2 separate regions of the Homo sapiens genome follow, and region 1 is linked to region 2. The links are chromatin loops, found by intact Hi-C in ENCODE. Cell type or tissue: heart right ventricle. All regions are shown on one strand. Links, peaks and the distances in the headings refer to the core of each region. The heading gives the core; the rest is flanking DNA. Region 1 holds the start of LOC124902468 (a long non-coding RNA gene). Region 2 has its middle 21 kb from the start of RPS24.

The links. Hi-C counts contacts between places; a loop is a spot of excess contacts. Peaks named below come from ENCODE experiments on the same cell type or tissue, not always from the same donor. Only the 100,000 strongest peaks of a DNase experiment are listed, where the experiment ranks them.
Region 1: a loop joins it to region 2, with 3 times the contacts of the local background. A loop is called at or near these places in 55 of 110 quality-filtered maps.

The regions. Positions count from the first base shown.
Region 1 is chr10:78,296,603-78,304,210 of GRCh38, reverse strand. LOC124902468 (a long non-coding RNA gene) reads right to left here and starts at 2,198. Exons shown (of 2, transcript XR_007062212.1): 1 at 2,090-2,198. RefSeq lists a silencer at 546-1,155. In heart right ventricle, for the core only: no CTCF peak of the experiment used is centred there; DNase peaks (open chromatin) are centred at 3,960 and 4,260; H3K27ac peaks cover 979 bases.
Region 2 is chr10:78,051,330-78,058,937 of GRCh38, reverse strand. It overlaps a transcript of RPS24 not described here. Among named protein-coding and RNA genes, the nearest start is that of RPS24, 21 kb to the right of the region's middle. In heart right ventricle, for the core only: no CTCF peak of the experiment used is centred there; no DNase peak of the experiment used is centred there.

The sequences.
Region 1 (7,608 bases), core at 2,842-5,341, 250 kb before region 2:
GGTGGAGGTAGGGGAACTTTAATCACAGACTGAGGGATACCCTGCAGCTCAGCCCCAGCGCATTGTGATAAGCTGGGAGTATGCCTTAATTTTCCCGAGCTTCTGATTTTGCAAAAGAAGCCAGAAATCCAGATCTATAGGTGAAATCTCCAGGTTTTTTATGTAGTTTCTCAAACGCAACTAATTTATAAGTAGTGTAAACACTGGGGAAGAGGGGTACCTAGTCCACACTAGATCCTGTCTCAGATCTAAATTAGGCGCTTTGTCCCTCCCTCAACCTTTGGCAAGAACAAGGGCATCACTTGCTGTGCCTGTGAGTGTATATATAGACATGCCCATGGGTGTTCCTATATTTGAGTGTGTAAGCAGTGCATGGCTGCGCGAGTCCACACGTGATGCGTGTACCTATGTGAACACACTCAAAGACATTTTGGAGGTAAGTCTGTGGGCGAGCACGGCCCCCACGTATGCGTCTGTGAACACGCATGAACAAGCACAGGTGTACAATGCATGACAGCACGTGTGACCGTGGGTTCGTGCACCTGCGAGTTAATGCACATGCATATAGGCTCCGGTATGGGCCGGTGTTTGCAGCCGCTAGTGAGGCCGTCCGGGGGCAGGGAGGCATGACTGTTCCCTGCACTGCCCCTGGCGGGGAGCCGCGTCCTCGCGGGCTGGCTGCCAAGGGAGCGCTCTGGAGGACGCGCATGCGCGATGGTGGGGCGGGGCGGGGCGGCCCGGCCGGCTGGAGGTCGGGCGGCCTCTGCCCTTCGGAAACCAGGGCATCGATCCTGCCCGCCCCGCGCCCCCGCGCTGGCCCACAGAGCGGAGGGAAGGGGAGGGGAGAAGAGTGGGGAGGAGGCGGCGCGGCAGCTGCGCCCCGGGCGCTGCGGGAGGGAGGAGCGCGGCGCGCAGCCGCGGCCATTAGTCACCAGATGTCACCTTCTGCTGCCAAGGCGGCGCCTGGCGCAGACAATGGCCGCGCGGGCCGAGGGGCGGGCCGTGCCGGCCCCAAAGCCGCGTCTCTGCTGACACCTACAGCCCCGCTCCACTTTCCGCCGCCCCTCTGGGCCCCTTTGCCCAGGGCCTTTCCCGCCGCCGCGCCTGGCCAGCACCAACTTCCCCACGTCCCTTCCCCCAAGTCCGCGTAACGCCTCATCTCTCAGGGCACAGCGCAGGTGTCACCGCCTGCATTTCCTGGCTGTCCTCCCTGCCCCTCCTCCCATTCTCATAGCCTCTTCTTCCAACTCGGATACCCAAGAGGGGCTCCCCTGCTTCCCCAGACTGGGCTGTATGAGATCCGCAGGGACCTTGCTTTCTTCTTGTGCACCTGGCACTATGCCTGACACTCAAGGCTGGTGCCTGGGGTGGCACTGGTGCCTTCCAATTTGCAGGGGAATCACGCTAGATGTTGAAGTTCATTGCCACCCACACATAGCTGCACTTGACCCCATGCTGAGATAAAAGCCCTTCACCCTAGAAATCCAACAAGGATCACTGAGCTTTTCCCTGGGTACAGATATCCCCCCAAAATATAAGTGGGAAAATGAGTGCCCTAAGTGTGGCAGATTTTTACAGCTCATTTTTAAAATGTCCCCCACCACAGTGCTTTGAGTCCACAGCCACAGCTCGCATGCAGCATTGGGACCACCAAATGTGGAGGATGAAGATGTGCAGGACCAGGAGTTCCTCCTTGGACCTCAGGACCCTAAGCTAGGAGTCGTCAACTTTTTCTCTAAAAGGCCAGGAAGTAAATATGTTAGGCTTTGCCCAGCCATGTATATTTCTGCCACATAATCTTTGAGTTTTGTTTTTACAACCCTTTAAAAATGTAGAAATCATTCTCAGCTCAGGGACCATGCAAAGGCAGGCAGAGGGCAGTATTTGGCCCTAGTTTGCCTCACCTGTCCAAGACCCGCAGAACACCAGTAGCCAGAGAAGCAAGATCACACGGAAGCACACTAGGGTCAACATCAGTGTCAGAGAAACCTGAGCTGGAATCCTAGGTCACCCTGGGCAGCCGGTGATGCTTGGTAAATCGTGCCACCGCGCAAGCTTAGGGGTAAATGGGAACATCATTAGAACCTACCTTGCAGGTTTGCAGGAAGAATTTCGAGCACAGTGCCTGGGTGGGTGCTCACTGTTTTTGTCCCTCTGTCACTCAGCGTGTATGTGTCTGTGCACACACACACGCCTCTGGCAAGAAGAGGCTGACCCATGATCTCTGGAGATGCTGCCACAAGATAAGGAAGTCTTCCAAGCCAGACAGATTGAAACTGAAATCTTGGCTCTGCCCTTGCCTGGCTGTGTGACCTCCAGCAAAATACTGAACCTTCCTGAGCCTCAGTTTCCCCATTTAAAACCAATAGAATATCAGTACCAACTTAGTCGCAGCATGCCCATCGTGACTTATCGAAGTTACCTGTGAAGGCACTGAACACAGTGCTTGACACGTAAGAAGATGGGCAGAAGGGGTGGCTCACTGTGGCTGTTGTGGTGTTAGCCTCCGTGGTGGGAAGGCAGGCTCCTCCAGGAGAGGGACTGCTCGTTCTGGCACTCCCGAAGGGCTCCAATGTCAAGAATGCAGGGCTCAGCCTGTGATCCAGAGCGTAGTGTCCTTCTCAATGTGGCCTTGAGGCCTTCTTTCTCAATGCTGGTAGCCTGTCGTTGCTCTCTCTGCCTCCCCAGCCCTCAGTCCTCTCAGAAGAGCACTGCCCAGGTCGTGGAGACACAGGCACTCCCGAAATCCCCAAGAAACCCAGCCTCCCTTCTGTTTGGTTTTGTTTGTTTGTTTCCTTTTAAAAATAATGTTTATTTTTAAAATTTGTCTCCGAAAGGCATGCGCAGTGTTAGAAACAATCTGGAAAAGAATAGGAATTTTTAAAATTACCCTTTATCTTACCATCACTGAAAAACAGTGTGACCATTTCGTGCAAGTTCTCCAGGCTTTTTCCTATGCATAGCACACATTATGTACCTAGGTCCACATTTTTGTAAAAAAAAAAAAAAAAAAAAAATGGGAACATATGCTGTATTCTGCAATCTTTTTTTCTTTTCACAGAATACAGCTTGAACATCTCCTCATATCCTTGTCTCCTACATTATTGTTTTTGATGCCTGTATAATATTCTATCATAAAGAGAGCCAAACCATTTTATAAATCAACCATCTATCATCAGAAGCAACACAGATATTTTAAATGGCAATGAGTCAAGAGAATTTCCAAGACTCATGAGCACATCTATGAGGGAGGATAGTCAACCCAGAATGGGAAAATGGGAAGGGGTCTGTATGCAGAGAGAATTTTCTTCACTTTCTCCTTGAGGGTCTCAGGTTCTCCACCAGCAAAGGGCCATATTGCTCTCCTGGACGCTCCAGGAATGCCCCTGAAGCTCAGCTGCTCCCTGGGAGAGGCTTCTTAGCCATAAACATGAAGTCAGCATGGCAGGGAAAAGAGAGCCAGGTCTGCCGACTCAGGGACCAGTGGCCACCCTGTGGTGCCATGCCACACAGCCTCAGTGCCTTGCCCCACTGCCATGTGAAACATGGTGCTCAGGTGAAACATCTCCCTCCAACACAGCAAGAGGAGCCCAGTTGTGAATCCTGGGGAAACAGAAAGTGAAGGGTGAGGCCAGCTGGACTTCCTGGGTCAAGTGGGGACTTGGCAAAATTTTCTGGGTAGCTAGAGGATTGTAAATGCACCAATCAGTGCTCTGTGTCTAGCTAAAGGATTATAAATGCACCAATCAGCACTCTGTAGCTAGGATTGTAAAACGTACCAATCAGCCCTCTGTGTCTAGCTAGAGGATTGTAAATGGACCAATCAGCACTCCGTAAAATGGACCAATCAGCACTCCGTAAAATGGACCAATCAGCACTCTGGAAAATGGACCAATCAGCAGGATGTGGGCGGGGACAAATAAGGAAATAAAAACTGACCACCCCAGCCAGCAGTGGCAAGTTCCTTGGGTCCCCTTCCAGGCTGTGGAAACTCTGTTGTTTCACTCTTAACAATAAATCTTGTTGCTGCTCACTCTTTGGGTCTGTGCCACCTCTAAGAGCTGTAATACTCACCGCGAAGGTCCACGGCTTCATTCTCGAAGTCAGGGAGACCAAGAACTCACCATAAGGAACTAACTCAGACACCAGAGACAGACACAGAGAGGAAGGAGGGAGGGAGGGAAAGAGAGAGAGAGAAAGAAAGGAAAAGGGAAGAAAAACTCTGTGCAGTCAACAACCCTGCAGCTGCCAGGGCAAAGAGGAAGTGTGACAGGCAGGCCAAGGCTGGGAGCAATCTGAGGTCTCTCTGCTGGTCTGAGCTCTCCTGCCATGAGGCTTCAAGCTGGAATTTCTAGTCGCATGACGTTGGGTAAGCCATTTCTCCTCTCAGAGCCTCCATTTCTCTAAAAGTAACAAGGAGGTGAAATAGCTACCCACATACATTGTAAGGCTGTGTACACAGCAAGGACTTCTTAAAGGTTCCTCACTGACCTGCCTCGGCTTCCATGCTGGGCCCTGACAGTCAGATGCCAGGTATCTACTGGGTGCCTAGTATGTGCTGGGTGCCTGGGGTGCAGAAAGGAGGAAAACAAATGGAATGCCTGCCCTCACAGCACTCAAAATTAATGAGCAAACAAAGCATTTCCAGTAAATAAATGATTGTTAAGTGTGTGATATGGTATGAAGAAGTGTTACATACCCTGAGAGTACCAATCACCTCTTGTAGTGGGAGACTCGATGTGTCACCCAGAGGCTGGAGTGCAATGGCACGATCTCGGCTCACTGCAACCTCTGCCTCCCAGGTTTAAGTGATTCTCCTGCCTCAGTATCCTGAGTAGCTGGGATTACAGGCAGCGCCACCACGCCCAGCTAATTTTTGTATTTTTAGTAGAGATGGGGTTTCACCATGTTGGCCAGGCTGGTCTCAAACTCCTGACCTCAGGTGATCCACCCACCTCAGCCTCCCAAAGTGCTGGGATTACAGGTGTGAGCCATCGCGCCTGGCCAGAAGCAGTCATTTCTACGAGAGGGAAGGATTAGTAGGAATAATATACAGAAGAAAAGTCTAGGAAAGGTTGCTGCAGGCAGAAGAAGTGGCCCTACGGTGGAAAAGGACATGGCCTGAGCCGAGGCTGACCACAGACCAGTGGGGATGGAGTGTCAAGAGTCGGGGCAAATGGCTAAAGATGGGGCTGGAGGGGGCAGGGCCTTGCCGGCCATGGAGCTGTCTTGTAAGAGTGTATCAGGCAGGTATGTTTGAGGAACAACAAAGAGGCCACCAATGAGCAAAGGTGAGGTAAAAGGGCACAGGTCAGACACAGTCTGAAGCTAGATTATTCTCAGCTTCATAGGCCATTGTGAGCATTTGGGCTTTTGAGTAAAATGGGAGCCATCGAGAGTGGGGAGAGTTGAGGGGAGGAATGGCACAGTCTGAGAAGTTTTAAAAAGGACACTCTGGAAGTTCCTCTTCCAGTGGAGTGGAGTGATCTCCTAACAGGTATACCCTTCCACAAATAATATCTATAAATTCTGGATATAATACAGAAAACAATTGCTGGAGGGCTCTGAAATAATCAAAATGATCAAAAGACCAGAATGACCAAAAGCAGGCAGATTTTGGAAGGATGTTGAAACTTGTAAGAAGGGACCAGTATGTGGTAAGTTTTCCACTTTGATGACTTTACCCAGAGGGCAGGCTGCAGCTGTGGCCTTGTTCAGGGCTGCTAAAAGTCCAGTAGAAAATGCTGTTTATATGGCCTGAAGAACCAGAGGACAGAACCTAGAGCAACCAGAGCCCCTGGAAAGGAAGGGGGATTTTCTGGAAAGGAAAGTGCCAGAAAAGGCCCAAATTCTGTTAGTAAACTCTGATCAAGTATCTGGCTCACTTCTGAATCACACATGCATAGAGAAGATTCAAGACAACTTGCAACTAAGGCTTAAAGAACTGAGCTGTGATTTGAGGTGCAGCCCACTAAAGGCAAAACAGTTAGTAGTTTGAGTCTAACCAGGTGAAATGCCTGCTAATACAAAGACGTCAGCACTCTTTGGAGGACTATGACAAACTCCAGAATCTCTACAACATAGCATTTCCAGTGTCCAGGATAAAACCCAAAATCAACACACAAGAAATTAGGAAAATATAATCCATCCTCAAGGGTAAAGATAGTCAATGGAGATCAACTCTCAGATGACCCAGAATTTGAAGCTATCAGACAAGTACCACAGTTATTATAACTGTGCTAAACAAGGCAAAAGAAAATACATTCATAATAAATGAAGAGATAGGAAACCTCTAAAGAGAAATAAAAATATAGAAAGAACCAAGTGGAAATTCCAGTACTAAAAAATACAATACCTGGAATATTTTAAACAATTACTGTATAGGCCTAAAACAGAATGAAGATGGCCGGGCATGATGGCTCACGCCTTTAATCCCATCACTTCAGGTGGCCGAGGCAGGCAGATCACTGAGGTCAGGAGTTTGAGACCAGCCTGGCCAACAGGGTGAAACCCTGTCTCTACTAAAAATACAAAAAATTACCTGGACATGGTGGCGCACAGCTATAATCCCAGCTACTCGGGAGGCTGGGGCAGGAGGCCTTGACCCCAGGAGGCAGGGAGCTGAGATCATGCCACTGCACTCCAGCCTGGGTGACAGAGCAAGACTCCATCTCAAAAATAAACAAATAAATAAATAAATAAATAGCTGTGAGCTTAAGTTGATCAACAAAAGCCATTTAGCCTAAAAAAAAAAAAAAAGAGGGCAGGGGAAGGGGGGGTATAAAAGAGTGAACAGTGTCTAAGAGGCCTGTGGGATAACGTCAGAGATCTAATATATGCATAATTGGAGTGCCAGAAGGAAGGAGAGGAATAAGAGAGCATAATTTTTTTTCTTAAGAAATAATGGCAAAACGGCATGGTGGCACAAACCCACCTGCTCAAGAGGCTGAGGCTAGAGGACGCTTCAGCATGGGAGTTCAAGACCAGCAGCCTTCTCAGAAAAAAAAAAAAAAAAAAAAAAAAAGAGAGAGAAAGAGAAAAAAAGAAATAAATAGTGGCAAAAAACAACAACACCCACTTTGCAAATTGGTGCAAAACAAATTTACATACACTCATTCAAACTGCTAAAATAAAAGATAAAAAGAAAACCTTGAAAGCAGCCAGAGAAAAAAAGACACATTACAAAGAGGAACAAAGATTCAAATAACCACAGACTTCTTACCAGAAACTATGGAGGCCTGAAGCAGAACACAGTCATGGGACCTCAGATGGAAAATATTTTTCAAAGATAAAATATAACAATACAACGATAAAAAAGAGTAAAAATTTTTAAATGATACAACAACTATTTACATAGCATTTACATTGTATTAGGTATTATAAGTAATCTAGAGATGTTTTAAAGTGTATGAGAGAATGTGCAGAAGTTATATGCAAATACTATGCCATTTTACATAAAAGACTTGAGCATCCACGGATTTTGGCATCCATGGGGAGGTCCTGAACCCAATTCCCCACGAGTACAGAAGGAGCATTGTAACATCATTTAAAGGGCAAAGAAAAAAAAAAGCTGTAACCCAGATTTCTAAATCTAGTGAAAATATTAGT
Region 2 (7,608 bases), core at 2,615-5,114:
TTAATTTTGCTAAGTGTACTTGAATAGACTTGGTTTTCTTTGTAAGTTCATGTTTTTTCCGCATGCATAAATATTCCAGGAAGGAGCCCACTGGTCACCACCCACCAAGGGGCAAAGTAAGGTAAAGAACCCCACCTGTGGGGCAGCAGGAAGCCATCTGTAGCTCTAGCAAGCACATGCTAACAGGTGCCCATGCGGATGTGTGCACAGACCTCCGGCAAAGGCATGATCAGTGCTGTCCCCTCTGATCAATACTCTCCCAAGAGGGTACATGTCCACGGACAGAAGGGGAAGGATAAAAAGCCAGTGACTCTGTAGGAAGACAGATTTCTTTCCATGGCCCCAACGGTGCTAGAAACCATGCTGACAGCCCAAGCTGCCCCACTTTCAGGAAGAAACAGCTCAGAGCATTTCTTGGCACTTGCCCTCCAGACCTGGTGGGACAGAAGGCTTCTCAGAGGAGCGGGACTTAGGCAGGGCTCTGGAGCACATTTCAAGCAAAAGTCACATCTGGCCAGGCATAGTGGTTCACACCTGTAATCCCAGCACTTTGAGAGGCCAAGGAGGGAGGATCACTTGAGCTCAGGAGTTCGAGACCAGCCTGAGCAACAAAGGGAGATCACCTCTCTACAAAAATAAAAAACAATTAGCTGGCTGGATGTGGTGGCTCACGGCTGTAATCCCAGCACTTTGGGAGGCCGAGGTGGGAAGATTGCTTCAGTCCAGGAGTTCGAGACCAGCCTGGACAACACAGGGAGACCCTGTCACTACAAAAAATAGGAAAAACAAATTAGCCAAGTGTGGTAGTGTGTGCCTGTGGTCCCAGCAACTCAGGAGGCAAGGCAGGAGTACCTCTTGAACCCAGGAGGTTGAAGCTGCAGTGAGCCATCATCACACCACTACACTCCAGCCTGGGTGACAGAGCAAGACCTTGACTCAAAAAGAAATATATATATATATATATAAAATATATATAGTACATATATATTGTATATATTTATATATAAGTATATAAAATATATGTACATATGTATTTTATATATTTACACATATATATTTTATATATATACGCACACACATATATATATGTATTTTAGCCAGGCATGGTGGCACACGCCTGTGGTCCCAGCTACCTAGGAGCCTGAGGTAGGAGGATCACTTGGGCCCAGGAGGTCAAGGCTGCAGTGAGCTTTGATCAAGCCACTGCACTCCCACCTGGGCAACAGAGTGAGTCCTTGCCTCCAAAAAAAAAGAAAGAAAAAGAAAAAAATAGTCACATCTGTCTCTGGCTGTCCCCATCCACACCCACACTTCCCCATGATTCCCTATCACCCAAATATCAGTTAAGATTTCTTCCTTGACAATGCTAGGATCACACAAGGGGCCACCCAGCAACTTGTCACTTCGCTTCCTGCAGATGGGCCTTGCCTCTGGGCTCTGTCACCCTGACACTCAAAGTGCTCCTACTGCTACACCTACTCTTGATCTTAGAAAGGTAAGAATTTTCCAGAATTCCTGGGGTTCATGAGTAACATGGAGAAAACCAACATGAAACCAGATCTTTAGAGCAAAGGCCAGGCAAGTAAATGATCTCTATCTGATCAGTGATCAGCCCAGAAAAACTGTTTTGGTTTTGTTTCTGTTCTTCCTCAACTTGGCTATGTGTTTGTCTATAATTATGTGTGATATTTGTGTTTCTTTTCTTTTTGTTTTTTAATAGAGACAGGCCTCACTATGTTGCCCAGGCTGGTCTCGAACTCCTGAGCTCAAGTGATCTGCCCACCTCAGTATTTGTGTTTTTTTCATTGCTCTCGGAGGGGAAGGATAATATAGGTCTTATTCCCTATAAGAATATATTATAGAACCCACCACATAGAAAATCTTTAATACAATTTTTGATGAAAATGGAAATTTTTTTTTCTTTTCTTTTTGAGACAGTCTTGCTCTGTTGCCAGAGTGAGTGCAGTGGCACTATCTCAGCTCACTGCAACCTCTGCCTCCTGGGCTCAAGCGGTCCTCCTGCCTCAGCCTCCCAAGCAGCTGGGACTACAGGTGTGTGTCACCACACCCAGCCGAAAAAAAAATGTTTTTTCAATAACGAATGACAGATAAACCAACTCAAACTACCTTAAACAGTATATAACATTTATTAGCCCCCATAACTAGAGTCCAGGGGTATAGATACTTCAGGGAGGCTTGAGCAAGACTCTGGCTGTTTCCCTGCTGTTCTCTCAGCTCTGCCCTGCTCCAAATTGTCAACTGTGTCGTCAGGGTGGCTTCACTTGTGGTAGCAAAATGTCTGCAGCAGTTCCAAGCCTCAGATCTGCACATTATGACCTCTGGAGCAAGTGCGATCTCTCCAACCACCAAATGGGAGCCTTCTCACAACTCTGCTTGCACCCAGCCTCAATCAACCACTTTGGCCAGGGGTAATTCCATGCACTGATTGGTTCAGGTCTGGGTCACTGCCTATTCCTGAGCTATTGCTATGGAAGGAGTAGATGCCATACTTTCTTGGCTTAGGCCAACCAAGACCCACCCCAAGAAAAGCAAATTTGGGGAGCAGAAGGGGAATAGAATGAATTCTTGAAGAGGCAACCAGAAGATCCTCCAAGGTCTGTGTTTCCTCAAACTGCTAAGCAGGCATTTCAGCTTCCAAACCGACTGGCAGTGCCCTAGGACAGGAGCCATCTTCTGACCCTTATTCACCAACACCAAGGTGACCACTGAGAAAAGCACTTTGTATGTGTCCTCAGTCACCACGACAGACCCTCAACCAGCCACCAGGTTCACTAACAGACACAGTCACTGCCACACTGGTCTTCTCCACCAGAGGCATCTCCCCCTCCCCTACAAAGAGAGAAGAAGCTTTAATAACAAGATGTCCAGCCAGGCACGGTGGCTCATGCCTGTAATCCCAGCACGTTGGGAGGCTGAGCTGGGTGGATCATGAGGTCAGGAGTTTGAGGTCACCCTGACCAACACGGTGAAACCCCGTCTCTACTAAAAATACAAAAATTAGCCAGGCGTGGTTGTGTGCACCTGTAATCGCAGACACTCAGGAGGCTGAGGCAGGAGAATCGCTTGAACCTGGGAAGCAGAGGTTGCAGTGAGCCAAGATGGTACCACTGCACTCCAGCCTGGGCAACAGAGCAAGACTCCGTCTCAAAAAAAAAAGAAGATATCCATCTGGGAGACAAGGGGGCTAGGTTCTGCCCCTAACTTGGTGGGGAATTCCTTTTGTGTACCTCAGTTTCCCCACATGCACTAAGAGGGGATTAGGCAAAGTAAATCTAAAAGCCTTCTCGAGTGACCGGTTCATGTGCCACAGCAGAGGAAGAGCTTCTAAACTTGGCATTCCGCAGCCCCAAGAACCACCATCACCTCCTGCCTGAGTTTCCACCGCAGCCTCTGCCTCACGACCCAATCCACTCCCCACACAGCCGTCATTCCGTCAGTCAGTCATTCAACAAGTATTTATTTAGTCTACTGCGTACTGTGTCCAAGGCATTGTTCTGGGCGCCAGGGGTATAGCAATGAGCTAATTAGGAACACAGACCAAAAAAAAAAATCTCTAACTTCACGCAGCTTCATTTCTAGTGGGAAAATACCAATAAACAAGAAAATAATAAAATCAACTGCTGACGAGGAAAAATTAAAACTAGGAAGGAAAGCCTTAAATGTGGTAGGAGCCGCTGGAGCTGGAAGGTGGTGGGAGGCCAGTGGCCAGGTCGTGGGGGATTGTGGGGGCGTGGGGAGGTCTTTGGCATTTGGGTGAGAGAGATGTGGAGCCCTGGAGGGTTCTGAACAGAGGTGCCAGCTCATGTGACTCCGATTTCCACAGTGCCCTGCTGGCTGCTGAGTGGAGAAGAAGGTGGAGAGATGAAGCATCCTCAGAAATGCAGCAAGGCGGCCATGGCAGTGACATTAGTGGCCCAGACCAGAGAGGCAGGAAGGTGGGGAGAAGCAGCTGGATTCCTGGTGGATTTCAAAGAAAGGGCCAAAAGACTTGTTGATGGCCTGGATGTGGGGTGACAGAGTCAAGGTTGCTGACAAGGCTTCTGGCAAGTGGAGGACCAAGTCACCGTCCACAGGGTGGGGAGAACCAGCAGGAGCAGGTGAGGCAGGCGACATGAAGGCTCCGTTTCTGACCAGTGCCCTCTCCAAAAGGCACGCCTGGCAGCACTGTTCTCTGTTTTCAGTCTTCCTCCAGGTAACGGCCACCTGTAAATACTTGCCACAGCCCCTCCGCAATCTGCCACATGTCCACACGCTCCACGGTCCTGGCACTTCTACCTGCCACACAACCCCCCGGCTTTCTCTTGCCTTCGAGTTCTTCACATCTGTGCATCTCTCTTCCTGGGAAATTCTTCCCAATGCTTGCACTCCAAGCCCCAATTCCCTCATCTGCAAAAGCGGGAAGGAGAGAATAGTCTCAGAGGATTGTCCAGGTGCCTTCCAGCCGCCCTGTTCTGCGCCTGTGGCCTGGGATTCTGCACCTCCCTCACTTGGTACCAGGGAAGATCAGCAGCAGTCAGAGCCAAAGCTTGAAGGAAGGGCACTTGGGAGGGCTGTAAAAGCCAGGTACCTGCAGGAGTTCAAGCCTCAGAACAGAGGCAGGAATGAAAACAGCATAGTCTGGAGTAGACAAGAACCCCCACACCAATCTGCCTCTGCCCCACAGAGCCCTCCACCTGGGCCACCCTTCCCTTCCCTTCCCACTCCTTCTTCATGGCCAGTGCCAGCGGCTCCTTCCCTGCACTAGTCCCCAGCCCTCCTCTGCCTGCCCAGACTCTCTGGCCATTCGCCCAACAGCACTCCAGGCCAAGCCTTAGGATCTTGAGGAGCACCCTAGGCACCCCCATACCCTGGGAAAGCTCACCAAGGTATGGCCTTCACCCACACCACGTGACTAGGAGGTAGGAAACTGGACTCCAGGGTGCTCCAGGACTCTTTCCAAACTCAGCTCAAATCCCCCTTCCCCAGGAAGCCATACTGCTTCCTCCAGACCATCCAGCTCTGCAAATTGGTTCGTGGTAGACATGTTGGTCTCCTCCCAAGCTTAGGGCTCAGGCTTCATCTTGCCCACCTTGATGTCTACCCACTTCCAGCCCTCAAAGAGTCCACCTGGAGACTTATGCACCAATATACTGTGCCCAACACAGGAGCTTCCTGCTGGGAGACACCCCTTCATCCGGTGAGCAACCTGCTTTTTATGAGAGGGGAAAGCCAGAGGGGCTGTGGTGCAGACGTTCCCCCATCCCCGGCCCGCTCCTGCTCTGCCATTTCCTCTCCCCTTCAGGAGCTGAAGAAGCCAAAGAGGTTCCTTCTCCCCTCTCAGGCTCCCTCACCTTCCCTCACCTTCCACCCAAAGATATTAGGAGAATTAATGGGATAACAGATGTAATGCCTCCAAGGAAACGGGCCACATAAATCCAAAGTGTTGTTATTAAATTCCAAATTTAGCCCTCAGGATGGGTGAGACATGATGAATCTGGGCTGGGAGAGATCCCAGCTGCGTGGACAGGAAGTCCCTGTGAAATCAGAAGCTATGACATACAGGCTCTGGGCATTCAAGGAAACCCTAAAACCCCCCCAGGACTCTGAACCCAAAGAGCTTCTACAACCACCTCACCTAGAAAGCAGCCAGGCTCTGCTTGTGTACCACCAGCAACAGGAAGCTTGCTGCTTCCCAGGGGGCAGGCCCCTTCCATTAGCTCCGAGGTTTTTTTCTTTTCTTTTTTTTTTTTTGTTGTTGTTGTTGTTGTTTTTGTTTGTTTTTTTGAGACGGAATTTCACTCTTGTTGCCCAGCCTGAAGCGCAATGGCACAATCTCAGCTCACTGTAACCTCCACCTCCCAGGTTCAAGCGATTCTCCTGCCTCAGGCTCCCAAGCAGCTGGGATTACAAGGCGCCCTCCACCACATCTGGCTAATCTTCTGTATTTTAGTAGAGGTGGGATTTCACCATATTGGTAAGGACAGTCTCGAACTCCTGACCTCAGGTGATCCACCCACTTCGGCCTCCCAAAGTGCTGGGATTATAGGCATGAGCCACTGCGCCCGGCTTGCTCCAAGTTTTAAAAACTGCCTGCTATCCAGCCCAAACCATTTCCCCATATGCTTCACACTCCACACTCCAGGACAAATGTTACCCTTCTTTCACATGATAGCCCTTGACCAAGGGTACGTCTCTCTCTCCTCATTTCCAGCTAAACAGGGCTTACACCCCATCATCTCAAGGCAGCCCCCATCAGGATGCTCTTGTCTGAGTAGACTCCTCCTCGTGGCTTCCAAATCCAACATAACCCCTAGAAGGGGTCCAAAGGGAGATAGGGCAGAGCAGAACCTGCCGTGCCTTCGCTCCAGGTGCCTACCTCCCATGGCGGCAGCTAGAGGCAACATTTGCTTTTTTTTAGCATCCTCATCACACTATGAAATGGGGACAATAATCCCCACCTTGTAAAACTATTTCCAGGACAAAAGGTAATATATACAATGTGCCCAACACAGTGAATAGTAGGCACTCAATAAAAGGAAGGTATTATTGTTACATTCAAAGTCTCTCGGGAACCCTGACAGCAGTTTCCAAGGACAGAAAAACCAAGAACTAAGCCGGGGGTGGTGGCGGTCACCTGTAATCCCAGCACTTTGGGAGGCCTAGGCAGGTGGATCACTTGAGGCCAGGAGTCCGAGACCAGCCTGGCCAACATGGTGAAACCCCGTCTCTACTAAAAATACAAAAATTAGCCAGGCATGGTGGTGCATGCCTATAATCCCAGCTACTCAGGAGGCTGAGACACGAGAATTGCTTGAACCTGGGAGGCAGAGGTTGCAGTGAGCCGAGATCAAGCCACTGTACTCCAGCCTGGGCGACAGGGCAAGGCCCTGTCTCAAAATAAATAAATAAATAAATAAATTTTAAAAATGGACAATCCACAGAATAGGAGAAAATATTTGCAAACCATATATCTGATAAGAGATTTGCATCCAGGATATATAAACTAACACAACACAATAAAAAGACAAATCACCCCATTTGAAAATAAGCAAAGGATTCAAACAGGCATTTTTCTAAAGAAGACATATAAACAGCCAATAAGCAGATGAAATGATGCTCAACACCATTAGTTATTATGAAATGCAAATCAAAACCATAATGAGATACCACTTCATACCTACTTGCATGGCTAAAATCAAGTACAGATAATAACAAGTGTCAGGAAGGATGTGGAGAAATTAGAACCTTCGTACATTGCTGGTGGGAACATAAAATGGTGCTGCCTCTGTGGAAAACAGTTAACCAGAGAGTCACCATAAGGCCCAGCAATTCCACCCCGAGGTATATACCCAAGAGAAGTGAAAACATCCACACAAAAACTTGCACATGAATTTTCATAGCTGCAAAATTATTCAGAATAGCCAAAAAGCAGAAACAACACAAATATCCATCAACTGATGTTGACGTGGTAAATCCACACAAGGGAATGTTACTTGGTAATTAAAAGGAATAAATTACTGATACATGCTACGGTGTGGACATAGCACGGAAACATTAGGCTGAGTGAAAGAATCCGGTCATAAAAACCTATATACACTATATGATTTC